Regions from separate parts of the Mus musculus genome. Here region 1 is linked to region 2. Evidence: chromatin loops called from intact Hi-C (ENCODE). Cell type or tissue: heart. All regions are shown on one strand. Links, peaks and the distances in the headings refer to the core of each region. The heading gives the core; the rest is flanking DNA.

Region 1 (8,300 bases), core at 164-8,163, 85 kb before region 2:
ACTCTGTTCTCTGCAAATATCATTCAAATATATACATATATAGAAATAAATATTTTAAAAGAAAACAGGGATATTTTTTGCATTTGCTACTAGTGTCTATTTAGGGTGAAGCTCGAAGTGACAAAGAATATTTAGAGATGAGCAAATGCTCAGATTTTATGCAAAAAGGAGGCTAACAATTAGGTTGTTTGGTTTCTCATAATCATGCTGAAGAATTTGAGAATGTGAATGATGAAGTCAGGATGCTAAATTCTTAGGAAATGCTCTATAAAAGGAGCTTACAAATTTTGCTTGGAAAGGCATTTTTATCTTTTCTTGTCGTTGATTATGTTATTTAAATTTTATTCTCTTTTTTAAAAATTCATTTATTTACATCCCAAATGCTGCCCCTCCCAGTTCCCTCCTCCAGGTTCCATGCCCCCATTCCCTTCACCTTTGAGAAAGTGTTCCTTCCCTCCTTGTATTCCCTACTTTGGTGCATCAAGTTTTTGCAAGATTAGGTGCATCCTCTCCCACTGAGGATGACAAGGCAGTCCTCTATTACATATGTGCCGGGGGTGGGGGGTGGTGGTGTTTCAGAACAGCCTGTGTAGGTTAGTGTTTTAGTCCTTGGGAGTTCCAAAGGGACATGGTTAGTTTACACTGTTGGCCTTTTTTTTTTTTTTTTTTTTTTTGTAAATGAAGAAAATACCTAATTAAAAAAACAAACAAACAAACAAACAAACAAACAAAAAAACAAGTAAAAAAGGTATTCTTATCTTATAGCCAGAGGGTAAATACTTCTGAAAATAAAACTTAAGTTTTGGTTAGACCAATTGTAGCCCACACTAAATTCCAGAGCGTAAAGGGCCTTTTTAATTAAAATTAGAACAATGACTCTGAACCAGTTGGGTCCAGGAATTTGGGATTAGAATATGTGAGCAAATTTTGGTGAGGATATGAACATAGAGTCCTGCCTTCTGACAGCCTTTCTTGCAGTCCAATGTAGGCAGAGTCTATTCTGTCACAGGACTTCAGTACCACATTCTAACATGCAACTCCCACCAATGGGAATTCGATCAAGATTCCTGCTAACCCTAAAAGTCTACTACAATTATTTCATTTCCATTGAAATCTGTAGTTAGACTCAATTCTCAAATTGTGGTAGACTGATTCACACCCAAGCAGTTGCATGTCTGGCCAGTTTTCATCAGCAAAAATAGGGGTAAAATGGCAGTGTATCTTTAGGGCATTGTATTGAGACTGAAAATAAGCAAGAAATGGAGCATGTCAAGCTGAACATAGGGATATGTTTCCTGACTCAGTGTTTTAGATTTGGAAATGGGATGGCTTTAATTAGTATTTGGTTGATTGAACCGAATAATAGACCCAGAAGCAATTTACCCAAACTGGAGTTGAAATGTATACTATTCCTGTTGTATAGAGAAAGACTCTCAAAAGCAAAAGTGGATTTATAATAACAAATCAGCTCACATACTTGGACAAGCCCTTATTCAAGATTTCATACTTGATCATGAACCCTAAAGTTACAGTTCATCATAACTAAGTATAATTTTATTCATCAAAGTACTTTTTACACTTTTAAAATTTACATATTTATTTTTTAAATTTTTTATTAGATATTTTCTTTCATTTACATTTCAAATGATATCCCAAAATCCCCTATACCTCCCCTCTGCCCATCTATTTTTATATATTTTAATTTACCCTTTAAGAATTTAATACATGTGGAATTGTTTCTGTCCCATTTCTCCATTAGACTCCTGGATCCACACAGACATCCTTGCAACTTCATTTTCCTCGTCTTCTTATTTTTTTAAATATAAATAAGCCACTGAATTTAATTTGTGCTCTCCACATGCACATGTATGTGGGGACATGCACAGAAGCATGGTCAACCAACCACAAATTACAGCTCTAAAGAAAGCTGCCTTTTCCTCCCCTGGCAGTCCTTTGGGTATTTATACTTTTTAATTTAATTTTTTTTTTACATTTCTAAAAAATTTTTACATGTACTTAAAAATTCTGAATACAAACAAGATTGACACTTTCAAATTTTACTTAGCTAAGATAACTGAAACTCATTTAGGTTTGTGAATTTTTTCCTATTGTTAAAAATAACAAATATATGTGTTTAGCCATCCTTTCAGATGGATGAGACATCCAAATGATAGTAGATCGATGGTAAATGTATTCAGCTGTAAGCAATGCATTTAACAGCAGCTGAGGATAAATATTAATGAAAAATAGTTCACTACACAAGCTCGACATGAGAAGTCATTAGGGATATATCTACGATAAAAATACACCACAGCCTGACTGCAAAGAAAGTGAGATGTGTGGGAAATGACTTCTACAAGAGGGCAAAGTTCCCTGGAAAAAAAAAAAAAGATAGTTCAATTTCCTCTCCCCAAGCTGTCTTTTTAAAATAACATGACATACCACACATTTTGACACAACTCCACATGACTCAGGGGCCTTTCTTTAAATAAGACCAGAACACATTCATGGAGCCTGAGTCACCTCTAACCCTCCGAACTTGGTGAAGATTACTGATCAGCCCTCATTCCTAAGTCAGTACGGGAAAGTTCTGATTTGGGCAGTTAACCGAACATTCTGTTTTGCAGTAAACAAGTTATGGTTTTCCTTCTTTCCTTCTTGCCTCACCCAAAAAGGGAAAAAATGCATGTAATTTAAAAATGTGCTTTTCTACAATAAACAAAAACTCCTCATTTCTTCAAACTAAGCGATGTTTACGGAGATGACTTAGAAATATATGAGAAAATAAATAACTCATTAACATAGAAAATCAATCCATGATAGGCTCCCTTTGGAAAACTGTTTCCTCCGAGATAATTAATCCAGGAGAATATTTGTTCTTCCAAGATCAGGGAGATCCTTCTAGAGAAGGCTAAAATTTAAGACTGTTCTGAGGATGGAAAGTGAAGAAATGCGGCTGCGCCTCTTTGTTACACACAGCACTCATCACATACTGGGGTGTTTGTGATTTCACAATCCTATCCACAATATTAAAAGCCTGTATTTTCTGTTTGTTTTTTTTTTTAATAGCTATGATACAGTGGGATATGGTAATGAAACTGTTGAACTTTCAGGAGGCTAGATAAGGTATTGTCTTTTCTTGCTAAGCTGTAGTCTTAATTTCCCTTATTTAAAATGATAAAGGTAGTGTTTACATCACATGTGAACAAAAATATCTAATGCATACAGACATCTATTGTTTGGATTTTGTGTCCATCACAAGAGTTAAGAGCAACAAATAAAGAGTTGTCATGCCTGACCAAACTCTGAAGGCTTTGGAACTTCACTCACTGGATATTTCCAGGGATGGGAATCAGTTGACAAAGACTTGTGGTCACTTCCTATGAATGATGTCTTTTCCAGGAAGTGGTATACCCATTACCGTCTATAGTATTATGTGTTAATCATTTCGTGTCTCTCTCAGGTATTCAAATCATCAGCCTGAACAGTGATGGCTAGATGGCTGTGATTGCTCTCCAAAACTCCTGTCCCATTTCCCCAGTCATCACTAATATACAGAGACAGAGACAGAGAGAGAGAGACAGAGAGAGAGAGACAGACAGAGACAGAGAGACAGAGAGACAGAGAGGCAGAGAGACAGAGAGAGGCAGAGAGACAGAGACAGACAGAGACAGAGACAGAGACAGGCACAGGCACAGGCACAGGCACAGGCAGGCACAGGCACAGGCACAGGCACAGGCACAGGCAGGCACAGGCACAGGCACAGGCACAGGCACAGGCACAGGCACAGGCACAGGCACAGACACAGACACAGACACAGACACAGACACAGACACAGACACAGAGACACAGACACAGACACAGACACAGACACAGGCACAGGCACAGACACACACTCAGACACAGACTCGGGAACAGACAGAGAGACAGAGTAGGGATTCAAGCTTTTAACTTGAGACAAGATTTCTTTTTTCCTCACAAACAACCAACTCTTTTTTTATATATCTCATTTCCCCCTTTTTTATTAGCTATTTTCTTTATTTACAATTCAAATGCTATCCCAAAAGTTCCCTATACCCTCCCCCTGTCCTGCTCCCCTACCCACCCACTCTCACATTTAACAACCAATTCTTACCATCATATAATATAGCAAAAAAAAATCTTTCAAGAAATAGTCATGTTCCAGGTGAGCCAATGTTCTTCACAGGTCTGAAAGAACACATCCTGATGGGAAATGACTGTGTGTTGTGTTCTTTTGAAAGGCTTATTGACAAAAACAGATGGTGCAGGTGTCTGCCTGCAGTTGTAATTGTAGTGACCTTCCTGTAACTAAAACAAACACCCAAACACCATCTCATCTCATCTCCTGGCTGCCATTAAAAGTCTTACTTTTTTTGTCCTGGAAACAAACATTTTTAAAATTTTAATAGAAAAGAAGGAATCAAGAACATATAAAAGAAGGAAACACGCACTCAGGTAGAGAGAGAGAGACAGAGAGAGGGAGAGAAAGGGAGAGAGAGACAGACAGCCATCAAATAAATAAACAGCACAAAGGCTCCTGTGGTTGTCAGGCTCAGATACTGAAGATCAGACTTAAGCAACACATGTCTGGCTGCTGAGACAGAGGGACTGGAATAAATCCAGCAAGGACACATCTGGGAGTGCCAGTGTGTGAATGCAGTTTAGCTGGCCTCCCACACAACAGGAATTCCACCAGAAGTATGTGCTCTGGGTGGAAGAGAGCAAAAATGTGTTCAGAATATCACTAAGGAGACCCAGATGCATTATCTCGGCCAGAGTGCAGAAGACAGTGCAGAGAGTGAATGGTTCCCAGACTAAAGCAGACAGTGTGCTTTATTGACATTGGTGGAGCTGGGCATCGGAAAGAAGGGACGAGAAATACTCAGTATACTGAGAAGGATGAGACGCTTGAAAGCATCAGGACATATTTCCGGAGCTTTCAAAACCAATAATGTCTGTGGCATTTTGCAGGCAAAGAATGATCAAATTAAAGGCATTTTAATCTTCCTGCTCCAGGTTTTGGCTGTCATAAGTTCACCTTTAAAATATCAAGGCAGTTGCTCCTCCTGAGTTTGCTTCTCTATAACAGGTTGTTTTTATAACCAACATACAATTTTCAGAATGAGTTTTGGTGCAAGAAATATATTTGATCTTACAGTTACAAAAGTGTTTTTGGCTTCCAGACTCACTTTGAAAGAAGACACATGTGTGGGCTATCATGTGTGTTTATTTGCAGAGCTTTGATCTTTTAAAATGTGTCTTCAGTAGCTTAGTTCTGCTTAAATACTCCTAAATTTTACCATTATAAATAAATAAATATACATACATTTATATTTGTGTTTTATCATTTTTTAATTCACAGTTTAAATAAAAATATATCTTTCCATTAATACAGAAAAATAGTTGTAGATATGAACATACATTTCAAATAGTCATCCTCCCACAAATTACATGTCTAGTCAAAGGGGACTTAACAAATCCAGCAAAACGCTTTTCTGAACTGTGTCAATTCTGTTTACCTGAGACATTTTAGTAGTTCATTCTCTCAGTTGGATGCATATTAACATGTATAAGCTAGCTGTGACATCATATATCAATTTAAATTTTTATAGTGTATAGCTTTATTTTTTATTAGATATTTTCTTTGTTTACATTTCAAATTTTATCCCCCTTTCTAGTTATCCCCTCAAAAAAAATCCCCATACCCTCCCCCTCCCCCTGCTCCCCAACCCATCCACTCCCACTTCCTGGCCCAGGTATTCCCCTATACTGGGGCATAGAACCTTCACAGGACCAAGGGCCTTTCCTCCCTTTGATGACCAACTAGGCCATCCTCTGCTACATATGCAGCTAGAGACACGAGTCCCACCATGTGATTTCTTTGGTGGTTTAGTCCCAGGGAGCTCTGGGGTTAGTGGTTAGTTCATATTGTTGTTCCACCTATGGGGTTGCAAATCCCTTCAGCTCCTTGGGTACTTTCTCTAGCTCCTTCATTGGGGACCCTGTGCGCCGTCCAATAGCTGACTGTGAGCGTTCACTTCTTTATTTGCCAGGCACTGGCATAGACTTACACGAGACAGCTATATCAGGCTCCTGTCAGCAAAAACTTGTTGGCATATGCAATAGTGTCTGGGTTTGGTGGTTGTTTATGGGATGGATCCCCAACTGGGACAGTCTCTAGATGGCCATTCCTTCCGTTTCTGCTCTGAACTTTGTCTCTGTAACTCCTTCCATGGGTATTTTATTCCCCCTTTTAAGAAGGACTGAAGTATCCATACTTTGGTTTTCCTTCTTCTTGAGTTTCATGTGTTTTGCAAATTGTATCTTGGATAGTCTGCATTTCTAGGCTAATATTCACTTATCAGTGAGTGCATATCATGTGTGTTCTTCTGTGATTGGGTTACCTCACTCAGGATTATATCCTCCAGATCCATCCATTTTATATAAATTCATTGTTTTTAATAGCTGCGTGGTACTCCATTGTATAAATGTACCACATTTTCTGTATCCATTCCTCTGTTGAAGGACATCTAGGTTCTTTCCAGCTTCTGGCTATTATAAATAAGGCTGCTATGAACAAAGTGGAGCATGTGTTCTTATTACATGTTGGAGCATCTTCTGAGTATATGCCCAGGAGAGGAATTGATGGATCTTCTGATAGTACTAGTCCAATTTTCTGAGAATCTGCCAAGCTTATTTCCAAAGTGGTTGTACCAGCTTAAAATCCCACCAGCAATGGAGGAGTGTTCCTCTTTCTCCACATCCTTGCCATCATTTGCTGTCACCTGAGTTTTTGATCTTAGCCATTCTGACTGGTGTGAGGTGGAATCTCAGGTTTGTTTGCATTTCCCTGATGATTCAGGATGTTGAACATTTTTTAGGTGCTTCTTAGCCATTTGGTGTGTTTTATCATTTTAAAACTTCAGTAATATCTTTTATCAGATAATCCACTGTGAAGAGGTTATAGAGGTGACAATTGGCCATGAGAACTTTTCCATTTTATTCTCAAGGTGTGTGGCCTTAGCATCTTGTCTGTTAGAATTAGCCTAACTTGCATCTTTCTATATACATACCATAGTGTTTCCCATTGTGGTCACACACACTAATCCTTTTCTTCTCTGCTGGCTACAAGGTTACAAGTTTAATTGCAATACTAACATCATTAATTGATGGTAATGGTATCAATAATTTTTAGAGTTATCCACCTGGAAGAGCAAGTTGTTTATTTAACAACCTAACAGCAAAATGAGTGTAGTAGTTTGAGTATGCTAGGCCCAATGAGTGGCACTATTTGGAGGTGTGGCCTTGTTGGAGGAAGTATGTCACTGTGTGTGTGGGCTTTAAGACCCTCCTCCTGACCATTTTTAGAGTCACGTGTCTCCTATTGGCCTGTAGATGAAGATGTAGAACTCTCAGCTCCTCCTGCACTATGCCTGCCTGGACACTGTCATACTCCTTGATGTTAATGGACTGAACCTATGAACCTGTAAGCCAGCCCCAATTAAAGATTGTCCTTATAAGATTTGCCTTGGTTATGGTGTCTGAACCTACTGGTAAAACACTAAGACAATGACTTACATAAATTGAGCAAGGGTGCTTCAAGAATGGGGTGTGTATGTGTGCATGCATGAGTGTGTGTATGTTTGTATGTGTGTGTGTGTGTGTGTGTGTGTGTGTGTGTGTGTGTGTGTGTGTATTTGGGTAGTGTTCTCATGTCTTAGTTAGGGTTTTACTGCTGTGAACAGACACCATAAGCAAGGTGCCTCTTATAAGGACAATATTTAATTGTGGCTGGCTTATAGGTTAAGAGGTTCAATACATAATCATCAAGGCAGGAGCAAGGAAGTGCTTAGGCAGAGCTGAGAGAGTTCTACATCTTCATCTGGATGCTGCTACCTGAATACTGACTACCAGGGAGCTAGGATAAGGGTGTTATAGCCCACACCCTCAGTGACACACCATCTCCAACAAGGCCACAGCTTTTACTCAAGTCACTCCCTTGACTAAGGGTATACAAATCACCACAACTCATGCATCCTTTGCTTACCTTCATCTCTCATTAGACATGGTCCTTTTTAAAGTAGAGTCTCTCACTGAAACTGGAGTTTATCCTCTGAGCTAAGCTGCCTTTGTCCATGAGCTCTCTAAGAAGTGAAGATATAGACTTGCATCTCTGCATTGGTGATGGAAATGGACCTAAGATGTGCACATCAAGCACAGCCCATTGCCTATTCTCCAACCTGAGTGAGAGTTTTACGATGGCTGAATAAGTAGGTTAA
Region 2 (8,300 bases), core at 267-8,266:
CTACAATTGAATAATTTTTATAAAGGATGAAAATATTTTCACTATTTGTGTTTATACTATTTTCCATGCTAATAACAATAAGATATTCATAGAAGCTAGTAGCATGAAGACCCAAGGATCTGAATTTGAATACATGTATGTGCATGTATGGATTTTAATGCACATATGCGCATATGTATTACAGCCCTGCAGGTGTCTCTAACTCCAGCACTGGAAGGTAGAGATAAACATATCTCTAGAGCTTCCTGGGCAGCTAATGTAGCTGAACAGATGAATCTCTGCTTCAGTAATAGACATTGCCTAAAGCCAATAATGGGAGAGACCTAGTGGAAGACACCTCACCTTTGACTTTGGTCTTCTCACACACATAAGTGCTCACACCTAAATAGTTATGTATGTGCACCATATCCTCTTCAGTAAGTACAAAATATATATGTGCATATATGCACGCACACATATCAGTGAATATATAAATCAAAATCTTACTTTATTTATATATTTTACTAAATCACATGGCTACTCATAAATTCATAACAACTCATTAATTCATCTAGACCTGTTTCAGTTTCAATATATTAATAAGTGTGTCTGAAAGGAATTTATCATTCACAAAAAGCTCTACCATATACTTTAGGAAATAAAAATGAATATATGTTCAGTCAGTGATCAGTGATGTATGTGTTAGCCATTCAGAAATGCAATAAAATAGAGCTACAGTCATGTTGTTGGGCCCCTTGTGATGTAAAAATGCAAGGGCTAAACTACTGAAGGTGGTAAGTTCTGGATGAAGTATGTGAGAGAAAATCTGACCATAACAGCTTTGCTATTGAGATGAGTATATGTGGGGGGGAAAAGGGGAAAAGGAAGAAGAAGGTGGATTAGAACTACAGCTTGGAGAGTCTGGAGAGATGGCTCAGTGGTTAAGAGCACCACCTGTTCTTCTGAAGGTCCTGAGTTCAAATCCCAGCATCCACATGGTGGCTCACAACCATCCTTAATGAGATCTGATGCCTTCTTTTGGTACATCAGAAGACAGCTACAGTGTACTTAGATATAATAATAAATAAATCTTTAAAAAAAAAAGAACTACAGCTTGAGGACACATTTATTTCATGTACCAAGGATCCAAGTGTCATCCATTCTATCCTCTATGCTGTATTTCAAGACCTCACACATATACCTAGAACACGTTATAACCCAGATTATTGCCAAACACGTCACCACTCTGAAGAGAACTTTAGCTAGCTCTCCAAAGGCTAATTATGGCAATGGTTATTTTCTTGTGAGATATTGGAAAAAGAATCAAGAATTAAAAAGGAGGAAATCAGACTCAAAGGAAACTCTATCTATCTTGATTATTATGTGAGGTTCCTGAAATATTTTTCCATCAGAAGTACACTGGGTCCAAGTCTAAAAAACGTATCCTATGCAATCTTTCATTTTAAGGATGAGGTCCTTCACCTCCATGTCTAGGCTTGTGTTCTAGAGCCTCTTTCTTCATGTTCAGAAACAGCTTCACCACAGAACCTGTGACAAAGGCAGTATCTTTGACACAAATCCAGATTAGAATATGCATTCTAGTAAGAACTTTGGGTGACCAATTTGCACATTAAATTTTGCAAGGATTATCTTAGGCTGCTGGGAGCCTTTCTTCACAAACCACATCATTATATGCAAAAGTCAGTGTCACACAGCCTGCATAAACAGGGGTCCCTTTCTGTGGTTTGGACATGGATTGAGTGTCTCTCTTAAAAATTATGTTTGTTTCCCTGGGGATTTAGAGTGTTTGTAGGAAGTGTAGATACTTTAAGAAGTAGGTTTCATAGTAGCTACTCAGGTCAGTCACTAAGGGTATTGTGAAGAGAAAGAACCTCCTCTGAAATTGCTGTCATCTCACATTTTCTTCATCATCATACCCATATCAAGCTTGATTCACTTAGCCTGTTTGCATGAACTCATTTAGTAAGCCTACTGTCCCACCACCCACATATGCACTCAACCCTGAACTGAGTTCCCTTTTTGATGAAAGGGCTATAAAATTGCCCCTGAACTAGCCATATGCTCTTGGTTTGTTGGCTATTTAGTACACAAAATTATGAGATAAAGTACCCCTTTTATTATAAGTACCTTGCCTCAGACATTTTCTTAAGGTCACAGAAAGTGATTAATTCATCTGAAATCCTTTGTCTCTGGCAAGGTCCACAAAAGAAGTAAATGTGTTGGTTTTGGCTTCAAAGTACAGACTGTTCACCCCAAATTCTTATCTACATGGATGAAAATATTTTGTCTTGCATTTCTGGAGCTATAGAATACATAGCCATAGGCTAAACACCAGAGGCAAGCCAGAAGAAGACCTAAAGCAAAAATCTACCAGAGGCAGATAGAAAATAATAAATACTGTAATAATAGAGGCAAAGATACTCCGGGTTCCCTGACCAAAAAAAAAAAAAAAGACCCAAGGCTCCAAAGCTCAGGTACCTTCTTACTACTGAACAGTAAACTTCACTTCTCATCTTTATATAAAATTTTCTGGTATAATCCAAAACTATTTTTCAAATCAGTTTCTCTCATTATACTCTTGATCTCATCTAGGGACATTTCAGACAAATTCTTGCTGTCCTCCTGCAAACAAAAGAGAATTTCTGAGCTCCTGCCTGTCTATTGTTTTGTTCCCCTTTAAGTAACCTCCCTTGTCACCCATGTCTGTCCAGTTCCACACTTCCTTGCAGATACATTTCTCATCTCCTCTACCCAAGCACTTCTAAGAGGATCTAGACAGAATAATGGCCTCCTACGTTTATCAAAACCCCTCCATATCATGGAGTACTTACCAGGGTGAACTTGGTTCTGGAACATTTAATGAATGGAACAGGACCAAACTTTGACAATTTCCATAAATGTTTGGCCGATTTTAAAACTTTCCACATGCTTCTGTGTGTGCATATGTGGGTGGTGGGACAGTAGGCTTACTAAATGAGTTCATGTAGACCGGCTAAGTGAATCAAGCTTGATATGGGTATGATGATGAAGAAAATGTGAGATGCCAGCAATTCCAGAGGAGTGTTCGTATGATACAACAAAAGGAATTAGTAGGTCCTGGTAAACAAGTTATGTGAAGATGTTTCTAAAACATAGAACAACCTAAAAGTCTTGAAAACAACCTCCAAAATCAAATATAAATACAACCTGTACCAGCTTCCCCCACCCTCTCTTTCTCTATCTCCATCCTGATTTCTCATACACTCAGGTTTGTTTTTTCTCTATCCTATTTTATTTGCCTACCCACAGGATGTATACTCTTTAAGCATTACAAACTGAATTTACAAGTCGTTTTCTTCTTGTTTGAGGTATTAGGGTATGTCTTTAGTCCATGTCTTATGCAATCCTTAGAATTAGAAACATATTATGTTTTTGTTTTCTTATTTGTGTTGTATGTGTTTTCATATTTATTTTGTATCTATTTATTGTATACAGTAAAGAATTTCACCATGGCTTTCTGTGGTATGCATATATGTTAGACTTATAATGATTCCTGTTAGAGGCCATACCGTGAGAAAGGGAGCTTTTCACAGTCTCCCACCCTGACAAGCCAAATGGACTTGTGCTAAGGAGCCAGTCGTCACTCCCTTCTCCCTGTTCCCTTCCTGGCACCTAAGGCTGTAAAAGCTGAATTATAGTCCCCTCTTCCCTATCTCTTCCTGACTCCCATGACATCCAAGGAAATGAGTTATATGCTGAGCCCGGCCTGACACCCAAGGCTGTTAAGGAGGATTCCACCTTCCGGAGATAAGACGCAGAGTGCCTGCTGCCTGGTGCCTGACTTTGGCCCTCGTGTCCCCTGATGCCCACTTCTTTGTTCTTTGTCCTTTGTTCTTTGTTAATTCCCCCTCAACCCCTCCCTATTCCCCTAGATATATGCTTTAAAACCCTGCATTGCAGCCTAATAAATGGAGACCTTGATGTTCTACTTGGTCTCCACTCCTCTTTTCTCTCCCATCCCATTTTCTCCCAGGTTTGCAGTTCCCCTTGCACCCACGAATAACTGAGTCCTGCTGGGCAGGACAGATTCCTGTATTATGCATTCTTGCCATTCCTCATTTCTTCATATTCTCCTGCCCTTCTATCCCTGTTCACTTAATCCCATGTCCATCATTTTCTTTCAAAACCCTACATTTGAGGAAGCCCATATGAGAGTGTCTTTGTAGGAATGGCTTATTTCATTTAATATGATAATCTTCAGTTGCATTTGCTTTCAAACAAGCAAAACAATTGCATTTTCTACATGACTGAGTAAAACTCTAGTGTGTAAACACACTGAGTTGTATTTATCCATTCACTTGTTGGTGATTCCACAGCTAGGCTGTTTTGAGCAATATTATAGCAAGCAATTTATTAAGTAATCTTCAATATTCAAAGGGAATACAATATCATTGCAGAACAAACCAAACCAAAATAGATCAATTAGGACATATCTGTACAGAAAGAGGTGACTTAGGGAATATTAATAGCTGCACAAATTAATAGCAAAATATGACAAAGAAAGGTAGAACTCCACCTTGAGAAGTCACTTTCTGGAGTACCCGAATAAAGGAAATAAGGAAATGGTCTTCCTTAACTATCAATCAAAAGCTTGTTTACAATTCTTGTGTAAGTGTAATGAGAAAGGCGACATCGTAAACATTTGGAGTCATGAAGCATTACCAAATAAACACAAGCCTCTGCTTTGCATCTTGGGGGTGTTAAACATGAAAGATGGAACCTAATCTTCTTTAGAGCTCCAAGCTGCATCAATGGTTTCCTCAAAGAAACTCACATCTGGCTGAGGGTGTTTCAGGGTTCTAAATTGCACTTGATATTTGATATTAATATTTGAAAATCTAACAGGTGGAAGACACTCTCCTCCTGGGTTCATTTCTGAAATCCCCCAGTCAGAGAGACTGTTACAGTTTGATCTTTGAGTATGTTTTTATCACTGTGGCAGCACTGGATGAGAGACCAGATGACATCTGCTAATGGGTGTTTGCTTAAGCATCATCTACCAAGAGGCAAATGTTGGGAAAAAAAAAAAAGCCTTTGTAATCAAACCCTCTTAGCTTCCTCCTCCACAACAGTTTCCTCTGCAGCCACATGCTGTGTCTCTCTGAGGGAGAGAAGCATATGGTGCCAGAGGGGCCAGCGAGTGTGCAGCAGAGACCAGGGCCACATGTGGCCACCACAGAAAGATCTTCAAAGTTTATTTGTGCAGCTTTCTATAGTTAGGAGTTCTGTGCTGTCACTATAAGAGAGGAAATTCTATTCTCTGTATGAATATAACAAAACAATGAAGTTCAGAGCCTATTTCAAAAGAAAATGTTGACAACAAAGCGATGTAGACAGGTCAGCATGCAGGATGCTTTGGACTCAGACTAGGCTCCTAAGAAAAATATTGAAAAAGCAATACACCATTAAAAAAGTCCTTTTGTTGGCTGAGATATTCAGATACTGGGAGCTAAAATTGTTTCAGGATTTTTTCTTTTCTCAGATTCTAATCAGAATTCACATGAGAAAAACTGAACAAAGAAATTCAATCCTGTTTTTTATCACAGTTCATACACTGAGCTTGAAAGCATGATTCCGCCCAGGCAATCTTAAAGTCACCTTTGTGGAACAAAGCTGGACATATTTTTACACTGGCTTGGGACCAACTAGGTAGCCACAGATGGAGCATTTCTTTATCTATGAGGAAGAAAATGAGCTTGCTAAACAGAGACTTTGGGTAGTAAAATGATGCCTGTTTTTCTGAAATGTTGGACAGAGAAATAAATAACTATTGAAAAGTCTAAATAAGTAACTCTTAATGGGACTTAGTCATTGTGGTATTGGCTTCACCAACATGTTAGCCACTTTACAAAATGTAAATGTACTGTTGCTTTTTTTGCCAGAGGATACCATTCAAGTATAATAAAACACATTGTTTAGGCTAGGGCCAAATGTTTCACTTGACTTATTTAAGAGATCAATATTAGTCTCACCTATTAATTGTGGTATAAGGTGTAACAATGATGGGAATAGCTTGCTCATGAAGTAGATACACTGAAAAACAAAGCAAGGGAAATCTGTGTGTCCCTAGTTTGTTCAGAGGATCACTCTAAGCCAAGCGAAAGATGAGCTAGGTTTACCTTGGTGTAGGAATATAGATGCATACAAAGAGAATCACTGTTCTCCATAAGAGGAAGCAAGGGGTCACTGTGGAAATCACACGGAATTTAGAGACAATTTAATTACATCTCACCTCCATAAATGCAATCATATTTGTCATCTCCAAGAGATGCTCTTAGTCACATGGAGTGGTATTGTACCTTTGTCACCTATGAGAAATGGTATCTACTAATGATTATCTATTTCTTTGAAAACAACATTTTTTTTCTGGATTGAGTCTATAACTTCACTCAGTCAATAAAAGGATCCACTCAGAAAACATAGAAAAGGAATGATTTTATTTGAAAAGCTCCTAGTTTCTAATACAGCTTTATATCTATGGCCACTTAACAAGCCTTGAATGAAAACTGTGACAATATCATCATGAGTTTATAACCATTCTGTTCCTCCCTAATTGTATGATGTCAGTAACAATCTATTGTCATCAGTGTGACAACCAGGGCAGCCATCTTAAATGTCAATCATTTGTCTGCAACATGGCAGTTGCTATTCATGCATATGGAGATGACATATACTAATTTGTTTCTTTAGGAACAAAGTTATTAAAAGGGATAATGAATAAATCCATCTTAATACTTAACTATCTGTGTGTAAGTGCACTACAATAGAAAGCTTGATCCTATCTTGGTCTCTTTTCTATTCGATTTATATAATAAAATATCTGAATTATTACGCTGGCTTTGAATTGTGATAGAAAAGAAGGTTGGATTGGTAGAACAGCCCATTCCAGTCTCAGAGGCAAATTATAAAAGACTCATATTGGAAAAAAAAATCTCAAGTGAAATTGTAGAAATTTTAGTCGCGAATCAAAAGCATACTTTTATCCACTATTACTTAAAACTCATCTTTGACTAAAATTATTTTAAGTCCAGCTTTAATATATTCTTATATCCAGAATATACAAAATTCAAGAGAAAAGCAGATGTACAATGGTTTGCTTAGATGTTTTGTGATTTGGAAATAAAACATCTCCCGCAGGCTTCTATGTTTGGTATTTGGTCCTGAGGTTGTAGATCTACTTTTGAGGTGTGGATTCTCTAGGGAGTGGTACCTAGTGACAGGACGTAGATTTCTAGAGAGCTTGGCCTTGGTTTATATCTCAGCTCCACTTCGTGTATTCCTGTGCTTCCTATGTATTAAACGTGAGCAAGCATCTACCCACAACCCTACCCCATGAGGGATTGTACCCCATAACCTATGAGGTAAATAGACTCCTCATCCCTCTACTTGCTGCTCATCCAGTTTTTGGCTCAAACTTGAGTAAACTTAATAATAGAGAGTGTTACTTGAAAATAAAATTAGTGATGTTACTTAGTACAAAACAGTCTTTTACAGTGGCTATATTCAGAGTATTAGAATCCGATGATGCAATCCCAGCAGAGCTGTGAAACTGTCTCTTCTCAGGGACTCCCATGATCTGGAATTGTTTTCAGAATAACAGGAAAGGGAAGAAAGTTGAATAGGGAGCCCATCTGCTTTTAATTCAGCATTCCCAAAAAAACCGTTGTGCATAACTCCCAAAACAGAAAGCTACATTAAATTGTTGCTAATTTTAGACAATAAGTGAGTAGAAACTCCAAAGGTGGAGCTTCCTCTCTTTCAAAACACTACTCTCCCCTGATTCCTTGACAGCCTGTAGCCATGGTACCTGCTAAGAGTTAGCTAAAAATAAAGACTTTTAAGTTGATCATTTCTTGTTGTCCATGAAATCTCTCCTGCTGAATGTCTTGGATAATTTTGTCCAATCTAGGAATAAAGTATTTTTCTTAGGCTTCACATTTCATGGGATTGTGTGTATGGATTTGCCCTTCCATTGGCTTTGCTACTTTATTTCAGGTTTGTGGGCTCACAGACTACCCACTCTGGGCTTCCCTTCTACCAGACCCATACTTTGCTGTAAGTTTGGGATAAGATTACCCATATACTTAGCATAAAACTAAGGTCAGCTTGGTTGCTAGTTCTCCACTTTTATTCTCTTGGGCATCTGGTCTTATGCAATTCTTGTTCAAAGAGTAAAGAAAAATGTATTTTATTTACTGCTGCTTATAAATTTTGCAGACTAGTCTAACCTTCTGTTCAGATATATTTTATTTTGAAAGATA

Evidence for each region. Hi-C counts contacts between places; a loop is a spot of excess contacts. Peaks named below come from ENCODE experiments on the same cell type or tissue, not always from the same donor. Only the 100,000 strongest peaks of a DNase experiment are listed, where the experiment ranks them.
Region 1: a loop joins it to region 2, with 2.2 times the contacts of the local background. A loop is called at or near these places in 3 of 42 quality-filtered maps.

What each region holds. Positions count from the first base shown.
Region 1 is chr13:5,343,444-5,351,743 of GRCm38, forward strand. No RefSeq gene overlaps it. Among named protein-coding and RNA genes, the nearest start is that of Gm40659, 89 kb to the left of the region's middle. In heart, for the core only: no CTCF peak of the experiment used is centred there; DNase peaks (open chromatin) are centred at 2,518, 4,268 and 4,668; H3K27ac peaks cover 554 bases.
Region 2 is chr13:5,428,709-5,437,008 of GRCm38, forward strand. No RefSeq gene overlaps it. Among named protein-coding and RNA genes, the nearest start is that of Gm40660, 22 kb to the right of the region's middle. In heart, for the core only: no CTCF peak of the experiment used is centred there; no DNase peak of the experiment used is centred there.